2 separate regions of the Homo sapiens genome follow, and region 2 is linked to region 1. The links are chromatin loops, found by intact Hi-C in ENCODE. Cell type or tissue: heart left ventricle. All regions are shown on one strand. Links, peaks and the distances in the headings refer to the core of each region. The heading gives the core; the rest is flanking DNA.

Evidence for each region. A loop is a pair of places that touch in the nucleus more often than their neighbours do. Peaks named below come from ENCODE experiments on the same cell type or tissue, not always from the same donor. Only the 100,000 strongest peaks of a DNase experiment are listed, where the experiment ranks them.
Region 2: it touches region 1 in a loop (8-fold over the local background); 3 of 110 quality-filtered maps call a loop at or near these places.

The regions. Positions count from the first base shown.
Region 1 is chr13:49,193,169-49,201,514 of GRCh38, reverse strand. FNDC3A (fibronectin type III domain containing 3A) reads right to left here. Exons shown (of 26, transcript NM_001079673.2): 20 at 4,525-4,638; 21 at 3,641-3,790; 22 at 3,250-3,533; 23 at 2,941-3,153. Among named protein-coding and RNA genes, the nearest start is that of MLNR, 23 kb to the left of the region's middle. In heart left ventricle, for the core only: no CTCF peak of the experiment used is centred there; no DNase peak of the experiment used is centred there.
Region 2 is chr13:49,142,035-49,150,380 of GRCh38, reverse strand. It overlaps FNDC3A (fibronectin type III domain containing 3A), which reads right to left. Exons shown (of 26, transcript NM_001079673.2): 8 at 4,446-4,603. Among named protein-coding and RNA genes, the nearest start is that of MLNR, 74 kb to the left of the region's middle. In heart left ventricle, for the core only: no CTCF peak of the experiment used is centred there; no DNase peak of the experiment used is centred there; H3K4me3 peaks cover 559 bases; H3K27ac peaks cover 978 bases.

The DNA of each region.
Region 1 (8,346 bases), core at 37-8,036:
TAGCTTTGTTTCTGAATACTGTTTTGTTAATGTACATTTTAAAAGATGCTCAGAACATCACAATTTTCATTACAAATTATTTCTAACTAAAGTCATATTGATAAAATTTGCCAAGTATGGCATAGAGACCTGAGCTATGAGATTAAGTTTCTATTTTAATCTTCCTTGTCTTTATCTGGAAAAAAGAGAATTCTCAATTCCCAGGCAGATTTTTAGTTGACTTGGTGACGTTTTTTTAGAGATTTACAAAAGCAGTATGATAATATAAAATTTCCAATACATTACCCACTTGAACTGTTCAATGAAGTTGAATATCATACATATTTCTCCTAATATGTTATCTATAAGTTGAATGCATCCCATTATTTTTGATTGGATGTTTCTAAAATTTTTGGAAATTAGAGAATGAATAATGAATGCTTATTCAATGCTAACAGTCTGAAAATTGTAGCCAAGTTAAAAATAAAGAAATATTTAATGACAGGAAGAAACAGTACTTCCAATAAGCAGTAATTGGATAAGCCTTGCCTTTTCAACCTCTAAATTTTTTTTTAATGACAGGAAAAAAAAATAGTGGTAATACCACTGTTTAAAAAAGCTGAACAATGACAAAATCTGGATCAGGGAACAACTAAAGTATCATTATGATACCATCCCACAGCAAGTGTATATAGTTGTGAAAATCAAAGGGAATGAAAGTAATCAAAGATATTAAATTGATTTAATTTATTAAATGTGTGCATTAAACTTAACAGTATCATAAAAGGTTTTAATTTCTTTATTTTCCACAACCAAAGGCCATGAGCCATATTCATACCCCATAACAATTCTCTAGATGCTAGCTGAATATTAAGTTGGAAGTTCTATAATAGAATTTATATCTAATAGAATCTTTATTCTATTATCTTTCAACCAAACACTAATTAGACCTGTTTCCAGTAAGCCTTCTTGCACTACCCCAAATGTATGCTAGAAAGGGGAGGAAAAAAATTTAAACAATTAATTTGTCCAGTAATAATAACATATATTAAAGATAAATGGCTATACCAAAAACCTGTACAAGGCAAATAATCTCTTTGTAGAGATAAGGCTACAAAGATTACATAAAATTCTGCCAAGAACAAAGGCTAACATTCATCGATACAGATTTTAGGAAATGATCACGTTTGTTCTGTGTAATGTTCTTACTGGTGATATACTAGTATACAAAATTATTCCATATGTTATTTTAAATGTATAAGTATTTCTGATAGAGAGTGGTTATGTACAAGCACCATGAATATTTCATTGTTGAATACCTGGCTAAGATACAAACAACACAGAAAAGTAAATCTTGGGAAAAACTGTTACTAGTATTCTGAGTCCATCAGATTTGGAAATTGTTTCTAATATATTCAGTGAAAAGTAGAAAAGCAAAATTCAAAATTCTTAAAATATTAAAGGATTAACAGCTGTGGGAGGTATGTGGCATTGCTTATATGGAATATAATGTGAATAAATAGCCCTAGTTGGCATTAGAATGACTGTTACAAATATTCAGAGTTAACACTGTAATTAAAATACATGATTTAGTGTGGCAGTATATGGCACATTATATAGGAATAGTACAACATGTACATGAAGATGTGAAAGAGGCACAGAAAGAACCTGAATGAAATTAGGTTCTTTCTAATTCAAAGATTAGCAAAGATTAGCAACAGTGATTAGCAAAGGGACTAGATAATTAATCACAGAATCTAACTGAGATCACACAGTGAAAAACTGAACTGTATTCATTTAGCGTGCAGGCCCTGTGTCAGGAATCTGGAAAAGACTGAAACATAATCTCTGCCCTCAAGGATCTCAGAGGCCAGGAACGATCATAATCATTTACTATAAAATTGTTTCAGGGCCGGGTGCAGTGGCTCACGCCTGTAATCCCAGCACTTTGGGAGGTCGAGGCAGGTGGATCGGGAGGTCAGGAGATGGAGACCATCCTGGCCAACATGGTGAAACTCCGCCTCTACTAAAATACAAAAAATTAGCCGGGCGTGGTGGTGCGCACCTGTAGTCCCAGCTACTTGGGAGGCTGAGGCAGGGGAATTGTTTGAACCTGAGAGGCGGAGATTGCAGTGAGCCGAGATCGCGTCACTGCACTCCAGCCTGGTGAGAGTGAGACTCCGTCTCAAAAAAAAAAAAAAAAAAAATTGTTTCGGTCAGGCACAGTGGCTCATGAGTTGTAATCTCAGCACTCAGTGAGGCTGAGCGGGGAGGACCACTTGAGCCCAGGAGTTCGAGACCAGTGTGAGCGACATGGTGAAACCCCATCTCTACTAAAAATACAAAAATTAGCCAGGTGTAGTGGCCCACGCCTGTGGTCACAGATACTTGGGGAGCTGAGGTGGGAGGATGGCTCCAGCCCTGGAGGCAGAGGTTGCAATGAGCCAAGATAGTGCCACTGGAGGCCAGCCTGGGTGACAGAGCAAGACCTTGTCTTAAAAAAAAAAAATTGTGTCCTGCTAGAAATAAACACTGAAGAGTTTATTTTGTATCTAAGATTAGGTGTCTTTTACTATCATGAAAACAGTAAATGGATTACAGAAAACAACCAAACAGTAGCCCACTTATTTTTTTCTCTTGGTATTCCACTCACAAATTATAAACAGGAAATGTACATTGTGTTTTCTAACGTTTTAAAAACAGCACACTTTTGTATGACAATCTTGACTTCGTTTTTGAAAACTTACTTCATTAAAATAAATTTTTTTTAGAGACAAGGTCTCACTGTCTTGCCCAGGCTGGTCTTGCACTCCTGGGCTCAAGCAATTCGCCTGCCTCAGCCTCCCAAAGTGCTGAGATTACAGGTGTCAGCCACCACACCTGGCCTACTTCTAATAGTTACAGAAATGTATATACTTAAGACCTAAGAAACTATATAAAGAAGCAATTAAAAAAACCTACCGTCCATTCTTATCCTCCATCTGAAGGTGGTACTGAATAGAATCGGTTGACAATGTCTTTGGAGTTCCTTCTCCCCATTTCAGCTTAAGGTTCTGGTGGCTAAAGGCAACACATTCCAGACGAGGTGGATCAGGAGGGAGAGGCTTAGTTTTTAATTTTATCATATGGCTGAAAGGACCAGCTCCAAGGCTATTCAAGGCTTGAATTCGTATTCTAAGTGCCACATAAGAAAAAAAGTTTGGTTATGATTGTTTTATTTAAAGCGTCTCTCTGGTCTAGGCAAAAATCAACATAATTTTTAGAGTATACCTGTATGTTGTATCTGGTTGCAAATTGTTGATAATATAGCTTGTAACCTTTCCCACTGTTAGGGATTGTTTATCTCCAAAGTCTATGCTGTAGGCAAGGATTTCCGAACCATGATCACAAGGCTTTTCCCAGCTTATTGCAAGGCATGTAGAAGGTGAATAATGGGGATTTTCTATCTCATCATCGCTTATTTCTTGAAGACAGGTCACAATGCCAGGAACTGATGGTGGAGTCACACAGGCTACTACTTCACTGAAAGGGCCTGCACCCACAACACTCAGAGCCTACAAATTAACAGAGCCTCCGAGTTAACAAAGTCATGACCATGAAAATGCCAATGAAATATAAAACTCTGGATAGAGTTAAGTGACAAGGTACTGATCATCTTTACCTGGACCCTGCAATAATAGGTAGTTGCTGGTGAAAGTCCTTTTATTTCATAACTGAGACCAGGCCCACAGTAACATATCTGCATACTTCCTTCAACTCCTCCCCACTCCAGTCGATATTCAGTGACATCTGTTCCATTACTCAAAGGAACCTTTAAATTAAGAAAAGGATAAAGGTCTTAGTCTTGATGTTGATTAAATAGCTTTTGGCCAAAAATGCTCTTTACCTGAGCACATGTAAAACTAGATTGCTTTTGAGTTTCTTTAAAACTTTTAAGCACAATCAAAACTGTTCAATTTTACATTTTTTATTCATTAAGATTATCTGAATTTAAGATTGGTCAAATATATAACTGTTTTGAATTAGAAGTAGAAATATGACTAAGTCACTTTAGAAAGAGTGTTTTAAGGTAAATATGTTTCAAGATAATTCTATTAATATGAAATGTTAAAAGCATACACACATTTTGTTAAATTTCAAAGGGAACTGAAAATATAATAATTATCATCACTGATTATTACTATCCACAATAAGTACACTGGAGATGTGTACTGGATAAATATAAGAGAAATAGAATTTACTAATTCCTGTGTATGTCTATTCTGAACATTAAACTTACAGTGGCTGAAATATCTCAGTACTGAGACAAAGCCATTCATAAAAATACAAAGCACATAATGAACAGGAATCTAAATATTTGTAATGCAAATATACCTTACTCAAATTCTTCAAAGAGGAAAAAGAAGTCACTGTTTTTCATGTGAATTAAACTAGGGCTTACTCTGTATAATATAGGCGGTAAAAATGAACAGTATCTTTATTCTTTTATATAAACTATTCTATTCACTTAAGAAAGTAGATACAAGTCAATGGAAATTACAATACCTCCCAATTCACTTGTGCACAAGTTGCAGATCTACATGTCACTTGAGGGGGCTTGCACTGATCTGGTGGCCCAGGGGCTGTAGTAATATCACATTTTTCTGAAAATGGTCCAAACTAGAAAAACAAATGTAACTAGTGTTTTTATTTTTCACCCTTAAATGTCCACTGATTGCACAGAACTGCATATTTAAAGATTCATTAATAAAGTCTTTTCCCTGTGTTTCAAGATTAATTTGGTCATAATTCTATAAGTATTCACATTAACTAAAAAGACTTAAAAATCATGAAAGTAAAGGTGTGAGAAATTTTAAAGTTTCATTTACCTATACTTTCTTCTGCCCCTTATTTCTTCAGGAAATGGTTTTTGTAAGAAGGGCAGGACATTAGGGAATGAGGTCGGTGGAATAATTCAGGAGAAATATAAGGAGTGAAGAAATTGATACTAATTAAAGGTACGGGAGATGGTAGGTGTAAATTATTATTTTTAATTTTTTAATACTTCACGAATCTTTCTTAGGCATATTCCATATCAAATTTTACCAACATTCTGTTCTATAAATTTGTTTATTTTGTAACAGAATTTGATTTTTCTGTTCCATGCTAAAAAGCTCACTTTCTCATAATTACTTTTAACATACATTACCCGGAATATAAAAAATTTTATTCAGTATTGGCAAATTCCTTCCCCGACACATAGGAGAACAATTACAGAAATTTCTTGTCATCAATTTTTCAAAGCTCATTAGCAAAAGAAAAGCCCCAATACACTGGTATTTTCACTTAACAGTGGCGCATCATTATAATGGTCAGAAGTAAACCTACTTGTTACTGCACTGTATCAGGCAGTTTTGCCAAATGCCCATCTTTAAGAGCTAGCTCAACTTCTTTTTTTTTTTTTTTTTTTTTTTTTGAGACAAGGTCTGGCTGGCTCCATCACCTAGACTGCAGGAGTGCAGTGGTGCAAACATGGCTCACTGCACCCTCGACTTCCTGGGCTCAAGCCATCCTCCCACCTCAGCCTCCTGAGTAGCTGGGACTACGGGTGTGCACTACCATGCTGGGCTAATTTTTCTACTTTTTACAGAGACAGGGTTTCACCATGTTGCCCAGGCTGGTCTCAGACTCCTGGGCACAAGTGGTCCTCCTGTCTCAGAGGGAGGACTGCTTGAGCCAAAGTGCTGGGATTACAGGCATGAGCCACTGGGCCCAGCCAGCTACGAAAACTCTAAGAAACTCAACTTCTCAGAAAATTCTATGGAAACATTCAGTTGTTAACAAATATTTAATATTAAAATTATTCCAAGTTATTTATTTTTAATTTAGGAAAAAACATGTATTAATCACCAATAAAAATGTTAATAAATAACGACTTACCAAAGGGTAGGGATTTTAAAAATATCAAGTTTCATGAATATTGGTAAAAAACCTTAAGAAGGTGAAACCAACTATTCAATGTAACCATTAGGCCCTAAAAATAACAGTATAATACTTTAAAAATAAAATTTTAAAAAGTTTTTCCAAAAGAAAATAGTTCACTCCTTGACCATACTTATTCAGAGTATCAGTGACTTCAGATAATGTTAAGTCCTTCATTTTTCCTCCAAATCCGATTGCACAGGGAATATACACCATTTTGTATCATCACAATGTCATTAATACCTCAGGCTAATATTGTGAACGTAACTGTTTTATAAAAAAGTAAAAAATCAAGGCTACTATATATGGCAAACAGAAACAAACGTAAATGTTTCCTTTTGTTTACAGCACTGATTTTAGCTAGACTTTAAATGAAGGTCATCAACTCTCCTGAAATAACCTCAACCTCTGGCCATAAATCTACAGTATAAATATGATGAATAAAGTTAAACTATATACTAATCAATTATAACAACTAATACGGCTCTTGAAAACCAATCTTATAATAAAAGTATTATTTGATATGGTGAGAAAATACAGACAAATCTGCACAATCTAACATCTATAAAGGGCAAAATCAAAACTCCAACTTCCTTATAGAAACTATTTCATCTGTATAATTATAAATGTTAAGGAATCTTGCATTTTATAAACAGAAGATAGGCTCACTTTAATTATATCAACTTTAAAATTTATATTAATAAGTTTAAAAAATCTTTCCATAAAACTTTATATAGTTTAAAGCTATATACCAATCTATAAATCTCAGAAAATGGGAAAAAAAAGAAACCTTTTATACTATCATATGTATAAAACAAGAAGTAGACTGTGATTTTGTTTAAGGCAATGCTGGGCTATTTCACAAATCACCACTTCAAATATTTGCACTGCTCAACACTACCAGTTTCTATCATATTCACGATTAAAAAAAAATCAAATGTTTAAAGTCTTCAGTAAACTCCTTATTCACATTTCCATTATATTTCATGGACTCATAGTAACTATATCCTGTTAGAAGCAATGAAAAAAAACAAACAAACCTGTAGCTATAGGAAACTGCTAGAGAATATGCTTTACTCTCACATGAATACCACCCAAAAATCCCAGATGGCAAGTTTACAAGGCAGAGCAAAATGGTGATATAATGCGCCTGCTTTGTGAAAAGTAATCTTGAAACCATCTTGAAAATAAATATTTCATGTAAAAATCAATGAACTATGGCAGATAGTTTTATTAGTAGTTCAAAAGTTCCTAATTTAAAACAATAAATTTGAAAACCCAATCAATTTTAAAATTCCAAATATGTTATTATTTTTTTGAGAAAAAGCCTGTTGCCCAGGCTGGAGTTCAGTGGCACAATCTCAGCTCACTGCAACCTCCACCTCCTGGGTTCAAGCGATTCTTGTGCCTCAGCCTCCTGAGTAGCTGGGACTACAGGTGTGGGTACCACCAAGCCCAGCTAATTTTTGTATTTTTAGTAGATATGGGGTTTCCCGATGTTGGCCAGGCTGGTCCCGAACTCCTGGCCTGAAGTGATCTGCCAGCCTCGGCCTCCCCAAGTATTGGGATTACAGGTGTGAGCTACTGTGCCTAGCCAAAATTCCAAATATAAATCTGTCATTTAATAGTTTTTTGTTTTTAATTGCTTTTTTTTTTGAGACAGAGTCTCACTCTGTCGCCCAGGCTGGATGTAGTGGCATGATTTCAGCTCACTGTAACCTCCGCCTCCCAGGTTCAAGTGATTTTCCTGCCTCAGCCTCCAGAGCAGCTGGGATTACAGGCACACGCCACTATGCCCAGCTAAGTTTTGCATTTTTAGCAGAGAAGGGGTTTCACCATGTCGGTCAGGCTGGTCTCGAACTCCTGACCTCAAGTGACCCACCCACCTTGGCCTCCCAAAGTGCTGGGATTACATGCATTTACCACCATGCCTGGCCAATATGTCATTTAATAGTATAGACTTACAGACTGCTAGTGGCAGCAAATGATTTACAATAATAAGTATATATAAAAGGTCAGGTGCAGAGGCTCATGCCTGTAATCCCACCTCTTTGGGAGGCTAAGGTGGGGGAATCACTTGAGCCCGAGAGTTTGAGACCAACCTGGGAAACATAAGGGGACCCCCATCTCTATAAAAAAGTAAAAAATCAGCCTGGTATGGTGGTGTGCACCTATAGTCCCTGCTACTCAGGAGGCTGAGGCAGGAGGATCGCTTAAGCCTGGGAGGTTGAGGTTGCAGTGAGCCATGATCATACCCCTGCTCTCCAGCCTGGGTGACAGATACCCTGTCTCAAAAAAAAAGTCTGTCTATCTGTCTATACACACACATACATACAAAGGTATCTACAAATAAAGAGTACTGTTATACATGTTATAAGGCAACCTAAGAAAACATATCAGTCACAC
Region 2 (8,346 bases), core at 299-8,298, 51 kb after region 1:
GCTTAAAGAGTCTAAATAAACAATCTAGCAATGCACATCTCAAGAACTACAAAAGCAAGAACAAACCAAATCCAAAATTAGTGGAAGAAATAATAAAGATCAGAGCAGACAGCCAGGTGCAGTGGTGCAGATCAGAGCAGACAGCCAGGTGCAGTGGTGCACACCTACAGTCCCAGGTACTTGGGAGGCTGACGTGGGAGGATCACTTGAGCCCAGGAGTTTGAGTCCAGCTTAGGCAACATCGCAAGATGCCATCTCTAAAACAAATAAAAAATCAGAACAGAACTAAACCACCACCTAGACTAATCAAGAGAAGAAGAAAGGGGACCCAAATAAAATCAGAAGTGGAAAAGGAGACACTACAACTGATAACACAGTTACAATCATCAGAGACTATTATGGACAACCTACACCAACAAACTGAAAAATCTGAGGAAGTGGACAAATTCCTAGATACATACTACCTACCAAGATTCAATCAGCGAGAAATAGAAAATATGAACCAACCAATAACGAGTAATGAGATTGAATCAGTAATAAAGAGTCTTCAAACAAAGAAAAGTCCAGGACCAATGGCTTCACTGACAAATTCTACCAAACTTTTAAGGAACACCAATTCTCCTCAAACTATTCCAAAAACATTGAAGAGGAGGGAATTCTCTCTAACTCATTCTACAAGGACAGCATCACTCTGGTACCAAAACCAGATACGGACACAACAAAAAAAGAAAAGTACAGACTAATCCTTGATAAACACGGACACGAAATCCTCATCAAAACACTGGCAAACTGAATTCAACAGCACATTATAAAGACAATACACCATGATCAAGTGGGATTTATACCAGGGATGCAAGGATGGCTCAACATACACAAATCAATAATGTGATACACCATATCAACATAATGAAGGACAAAAATTATATGATCATCTCAATAGATGTAGAGAAATTTTGATAAAATTCAGCATCCCTTCATAAAATCTTTCAACAAACTAGGCACTAAAGGGACATACCTCAACATAATAAAGACCACATATGACAGACCCATAGCTAACATCATACAGAAAGGGGAAAGTCTAAAAACCTTTCCTCTAAGAACTCGAACAAGACAAGGATGCCTACTCTCACCACTCCAATATGGTACTGGAAGTCCTAGCCAGAGCAACCAGCCAAGAGAAAGGAATAAAAGGTATTCAGATTAAAAAAAAAAAAAAAGTCAAATTGTCCTTCTTTGTAGATGACATGATCTTACATGTAGAAAAATCTGAAGACTCCACCAGAAAACTCTTGGATCTGATAAATAAATTCAGTAAGTTGCAGGATATAAAATCAAAATACAAAAATCAGCATCATTTCTATACACTAATAATAAACTAGCTGAGAAAGAAGCCCAAAAGGCAATCACATTTACAATAGCTACAAAAGAAAAAACACCCTAAGAATAAATCTAATATAACAGGTAGAAAGATCTCTACAAGATAAAACTATAAAACACTGATGAAAGAAATTGAAGAGAACACAAACAAATGAAAAGACATCCATTGCTCATGTATTCAAAAAATTAATACCATTAAAATGAACATACTGTCCAAAGCAATTTATATTCAATGGAATCCCTATCAAAATACCAATGTCATTTTTCACAGAAATATAAAAAGTGATCCAAAAATGTCTATGGAACCAAAAAATAGCCTGAATAGCCAACGCAATCCTAAGTAAAAAGAACAAAGCTGGAGGCATCACTCTACCTGACTTCAAAATATACTGCAAGACTATAGTAATCAAAACAGCATGGCATTGGTATAAAAATAGACACAAGAACTAAGGAACACAATAGAGAAGCCAGAAATAAATTTATAGCCAAATGACTTTTTAACAATGGTGCCAAGAACATACACTGGGGAAAGGATACCCTTCTCAATAAATGCTGCTAGGAAAATTGGATATCCACCTGCAGAAGAATGAAACTGGACTGTATCTCTCATCTTACATAAAAATAAACACAAGAAGGCTTACAGACTTAAATGTTTAAGACCTGAAACTATGAAATCCTGGAAGAAAATATAGAAGAAACACTTCAGGACACTGGTTTAAGCAAAGATTTTATGCTAAGACCCCCAAAGCACAGGCAACAACAAAAAAAAGAAAAATAGAGAAATAAACTAAAACTTTTGCACAGCAGAGGAAACAACCAACACAGTGAAGACACAACCCTCAGAAAGGGAGAGAGTATTTGCAAACTATTCATCTAACAAAAGACTAATATCCAGAATATACAAGGAATTCAACTCAACAGGAAAAACACAAATAATCCCATTAAAAGTGGACAAAGGACATGAATAGACATTTCTCCAAAGACATACAAATGGCCAACAGGTATATGAAAAAATACTCTACATCATTAGTCAGGGAAATCCAAATCAAAATTACAATGAGATCATTTTACCCTAGTTAGAATGGCTACTATTACAAAGACAAAAAAATAACAGATGCTGGTGAGGATGCAGAGAAAAAAAGCCCTTATACACTGTTGGTGGAATGTTAATTAGTACAACCAATATGGATACAAGTGTGGAGATTTCTCAAAAAATTAAAAATAGAAATATCATACAAATGAGCAATCCCACTACTGGGTATTTTTCCAAATAGGGGAAAAATCAGTATATTGAAGAGATGTGCTTTTCCCACATTTACTGCAGCACTATTGACAAGAGCAAAAATATAGATCAACCTAAGTGTCCATCAATGGATGAATGGGATAAAGAAAATGTGGTATATATACACAACAGAATATTATTTGGGTATGTAGCCGCAAACCAGCCTATTCCCTACTTTTTTTTTTTTTAAACTTAAAATCACGATTCCCTATTTCATTTCCTTCCACCAAGTCTCTCTCCTCTCCACTTTATGGACTTCTTTCCATTCCCCACCCCTTACCTCCCAGCTACTCTATTTCTCAAATCAAGGCCAGTAAATATGATGAAAAATAAATATGTTTCAAGGCTGAAAGTACATTTTAATGAACTGGGCAGTTGCAGTAGCATCCTTAGAGACCTTAATTCCTGTAGGATATGGGAGATGACTAATGCCCCCCTCGTGCTCCCTGGTCAGGCTGCAAATGGAAATAAAGCATTCCTCTTAGTAAGCAGCCATATATAACTAAAAAACAGTCATTAACATAGTAAGAAACCTTTATGTTGATAGTCCTTTATCCCCTACTTACCCCTTAGGTTTACTTGTCTCTCTTAAGAAAAATGAATAGAACACAAGGAAATCTCAATAGAGAGGAAACAGGAAATTTTTATAACCTTATGTAACTAGATGAGAGGCACCGGAGCAGTTTCACTTTCCTTTCTTCTCCTTGCCAGCTATGTTTTGAAAAAAGATAGCAACAAGGCTGATGGAGCCAGTGTTCTGTGCTAATTGTGATCATTCAAATGATTAACCATCACCTTTACAGTCTTCTTGGTGCTTAAATAATAACTAACCATTAACATTACCCTTTTTTATTAGAATAATCAACTTCTATATGAATATGGACAGAATAATTTATTTCAAAACTGTCAATCATAAATGTCACAACTTTAGCTACTGAATCTTTCTAAGGCTTCGTGGTGCGTAATATACTTTTATTTTTTTCTTGAGATGGAGTCTCACTCTGTCACTCAGGCTGGAGTGCAATGACGCGATCTTGGCTCACTGCAACTGCCACCTGCCAGGTTCAAGCGATTCTCCTGCCTCAGCGTCCTAAGTAGCTGGGACTACAGGCATGTGCCACCACCCCTGGCTAATTTTTATATTTTTAGTAAAGACGGGGTTTCACCGTGTTGGCCAGGCTGGTCTCGAACTGCTGAACTCAGGTGATCCACCCGCCTCAGCCTCCCAAAGTGCTGGGATTACAGGCGTGAGCCACCGTGCCTGGCTGTGTGTAATATACTTTTAAACCAAGGAAAGAAATACGTAAGTTTTCAAAATATGACTATAAACATACTAACATGCAAATAAATAACAGTGCTACTAAATTCATTTTACAACAGGACATGAGCTTGTACATGTAAGAATTAAATCCAGTCCTTAGAGGAGCAATGTCATACTTTATGAGTTTACAATCATGAATTGTCCATTTTTGGTCATGGGTTCTACATACTACAACTTATATTTAATGCATTAAGAATACGTGAATACTGAACCATCTATTAGGGAGCCTACTGGGAAAAAAAAAGCTGAATGTGGCCAATAAAAGTGATTATTCTGAAGGAAGGTAGACAGAAATGTGTACCAAGCTACATTTGGACCATTTACATTGAAATCACTATCATTAGCCAACTTAAAGATTCAGAATAAAAGCGTGAAGAAGGAAAAGTAGAGCAAAATTAGTAATAAGCTCTTTATAATAAACCATTAATTTACACAATGGGAGAAAGCAAAACAACAAATACCTACACATATACACTTTTGTATTTCCCATCTTTTCCAGTACTTGAGATCAGAACTTCATAACCATAGAGCTCTGGTACACTACTTTCATCTGTTTCACCATTAATGAGGCTGGAAGGTGGTGACCAGGTAAGTACTACTGTCCTTGCCTGGATGTCGGAGGCCTGTAAAAATACAACATTTAAAAGTTCTTTAAAACAACTGTAATGTATACAATGAGCAGTGAAATATCTAATGAGGTTTCAAGATTAAATAAAATGTATCTGTTTATATAGATAAAATGGCTCACAAATATAAACCTGCCCATTGCAAATAATTTGTTGTGGGTTCCACAACAAATGAGATGGGTTCCACAAAAGTTTAAAAACCAGGCCATTCAAAACTATTAGCGTAGACACCATACATAGTCAAAAGAAAAAAACTGGGATTAAAAAGACCATTGTAACATGTTTGAAAGGGTTCATTTCCTCAGCTTAGAAAATGTTTTTACAACAGGAGGATGACAAAAACTCAAGAGAAAAATGAGCAAAGGACATCGACATCCAAAGATATGTAAATATAAATGGACAACATATAAAATGATGTACGTGTGAAACTGCATTCATAAATACATGTAAATTAAAACAGAATCCCAGTTTTCATCTACTGGATAGGGGAAGATTAAAAAGCTAATACTATCTAGTGTTAAAAACTTGGAGAAATGGCACTCTCTAAGTGTGGTAACAGTATATGTAAGTTCAATCCTTGTGTATAGCAACTAGTGAATCATTATAAAATGTAAGATGTGTTTACTTTTTGATTCAGAAATTCTACATCCAGGAATTTTTTTTCAGGGTAATATCCTATAAACTTAACATATGTATACAAATATACACACTTAAGAATGTTCATTGCAGCATTATTAATGGCAAAAAACTAGAACTATAGGGCACTGACTACCTAAATGATGGTACATAACACAGCCTATGAACATATTATTCTGCAAGTGCTCAAAAAAGAACATGAGGTGGACATACATGCGCTAACATCTGAAGATTTCCTCAATATACAGGTGCTACGTAATAGGAGAAAAAAGTGAAGCTGGAAAGCAGTACATACACTGTGATTGCAGTTGAGTTAGCTTTTATAAAACTGTACAAAAATGTCTGAAAATGTACTGTACAAATGTACCAATTGTTATCTTTGGGGATTTTGTGTAAGTGTGGTGAGACGCAGAGAAAGTTGTGACAGAAAAAAACATGTGGTTTCAATTATGTTTTATATATTTTTATACTACTGGAATAATTTTATGAGTACAAGTTACTTTTGTTAAAGCGAAAAAAATCTAGAGATTAGATAAGGTTTACAGATTGGTGAGAAAGGTACCAGATTATATGTAGGCATTTATATAAAAGCTTGCTTTAAAATTATATATGTTTAACAACTACCTTAGCATTTCTAAAACCAAACTAATAACCACTAGGATGACAATTACTCCTATCTTGAATTAAAGTAAAATTAAGTAATCTCCATAAAATTGTAACATTCTGTCCTTTTCAAAGTTCTCGAAGTCTGAATAAAAAAAACTATTACTATATTTATTTTGCTTCTGTTAAATCACAGGAAATGTAATACTGTATTCACTCTAATACTGTCTTAAAGTCTTGGTACTGTGTTTCATTTACAATGAACTTAAAAATGATTCTTTGTATGATCCAGTATACAGCTGGCTATTAACTTGAAACTGAGCAGGTTTTTTTTTCTTTTTTAAAACAAACTGCTACTATACATGTATGTATACCCATAAGTGTCTCTTGATTTTATGGGATGATAATAGTTGTGTTAAACTTTGAGAACGTGAATAGGACTATGAAGGTGGGTCAGTCAAAAGCATTAACTGGCATCTACTTTATTATTATTATTATTATTAGTAGTAGTAGTAGTAGTAGCAGTAGTAGTAGTAGTAGTAGTAGTAGTAGTAGTAAAGATGGGGTCTTGCTATGTTGCCCAGGATGGTCTCGAGCTCCTGGCCTCAAGCCACCCTCCCGCCTCAGCCTCCCAAAGTGTTGGAATTACAGGTGTGAGTCACTATGCCCAGCCTGGCACCTACTTTATGAAGCTTGCTTTATCAGGATCTGTGGGGAGTACAGACAGTAGAGAAAATATTAAATAGGGAAGCACAAGATGTGTCACTAATTTGCCTGGTGATACTGAAGTCTCACCCTCTTAGGGTTCTAGGCCTCATCAACAAAATGAGTGGCTGAGTGAAATGAACTGTTTACCAGAGTTACACAAATAAAGTATTTTTAAAAGTCTTTTATTTGGAAATAAATTTAGGTTTAAAGAAAAGTTGGGAAGATAGTATGGAATCCCTGTCTATCCTTTACCCAGCTTCCCCTAATGTTAAAATCCTATATAACCATGCATTTTTGTCAAAACTATTAATATTGGTAAATACTATTAACTAAGCTTTTAACTATACTTTTAACTAAACAGACTTCCAGAATACTATGTTGAATTTAGCAAACATAGTTTTAAAAATAAATTAAAAAAATTTTAAAATGCTAATTTCAACTTAAAAAATATTATTATTATTTTTTTATTGAGACTGGGTCTTACTATTGTTGCTTGGGCTGGTTGCGAACTCCTAGGCTCAAGCGATCCTCCTGCCCCGGCCTCCTAAAGTATTGGGATTAGAGGTGTGAGCCACTGCACTGGGCCAATTTCAACTTTTTCAATTTCTGCTTTTCCAGAAAATCTTTTAGTACTAACTCATTCTATTAAAAAGATCTTATGGCTGGGCACAGGGGCTCATGCCTGTAATCCCAGCACTTTGGGAGGCCGAGGTGGGCAGATCACCTGAGGTTAAGAGTTCAAGACCAGCCTGGCCAACATGGTGGAACCCTATCTCTACTAAAAATACAAAAATTATCTGGACGTGGTGGTGTATGCCTGTAATCCCAGCTACTCAGGAGACTGAGACCCAAGAATCACTTGAACCTGGGAGGCAGAGGTTGCAGCAAGCTGAAATCATGCCACTGCACTCCAGCCCTCCAGCCTGGGTGAAAGAGCAAGACTCTGTCTCAAAAAGAAAAAGCTATCTTATTACTTGCACTTATATGTTAAGTCACAGAAAGAGTGACTACATTGGGATAAGATGTGGAAAACTTCATAAGTGAATTTTGAATTGAATCTTAAAGAACTTGGATGAGATAAAATTTGGTAGAAAGAGGTGGGTAATTAGTACAGGAATGAGTATTTATATTCCAAAGCTTATAACTGAAATCTGGTAGTCCAAGGCATGTTCATATGTATTTTTAAAATCTTCTAAAAATGCTGTTTTCTGTTGCTGGTTTCAGGTGAATTATAGAGTTGCATAGAAGAAAAAGAGATGGACTCCCACATAGATACCACAAAATTCCTGTGTGAAGACTGAGGTAGTAATTGTGTGTGTATGTGGAGTGGTAGGGGACAGTGGGGAGAGTGGATCCTATAAACTTATAGTGAAATAATAAAGCTGGAGTACTAATCTAGCATGGGGAGAATGAAAGGTAAAGAAGAAATGTAAGATGATACTGTAACCCAGGAAAACCTGGATGGGTAAGTGTTTACCGACGGAAACAATGAAAGGAAACAGAAACGAAAGAGATCTAACCCAATTCCTTCTTCATTTTACAGGAATGAAGAACGTGATAAAATAGTATAGACAAGCAGATTAAGAATTTGGTTTTCTAAAGTTGCTAGTGAAACATTCAAACTTGGGTATTCTTTAGCGTGCCTCAGGAGATACAGTTCTACATGAACAGATTAGTAATTAGGATCGAAAATATAGATTTGGAAGTAATTTGAACTCTATTTGTATGCTAATGTTAGAAGTAAAATTTGCTTTTATATCCATATCACTTGATTCTTACAACTACCACCTAAA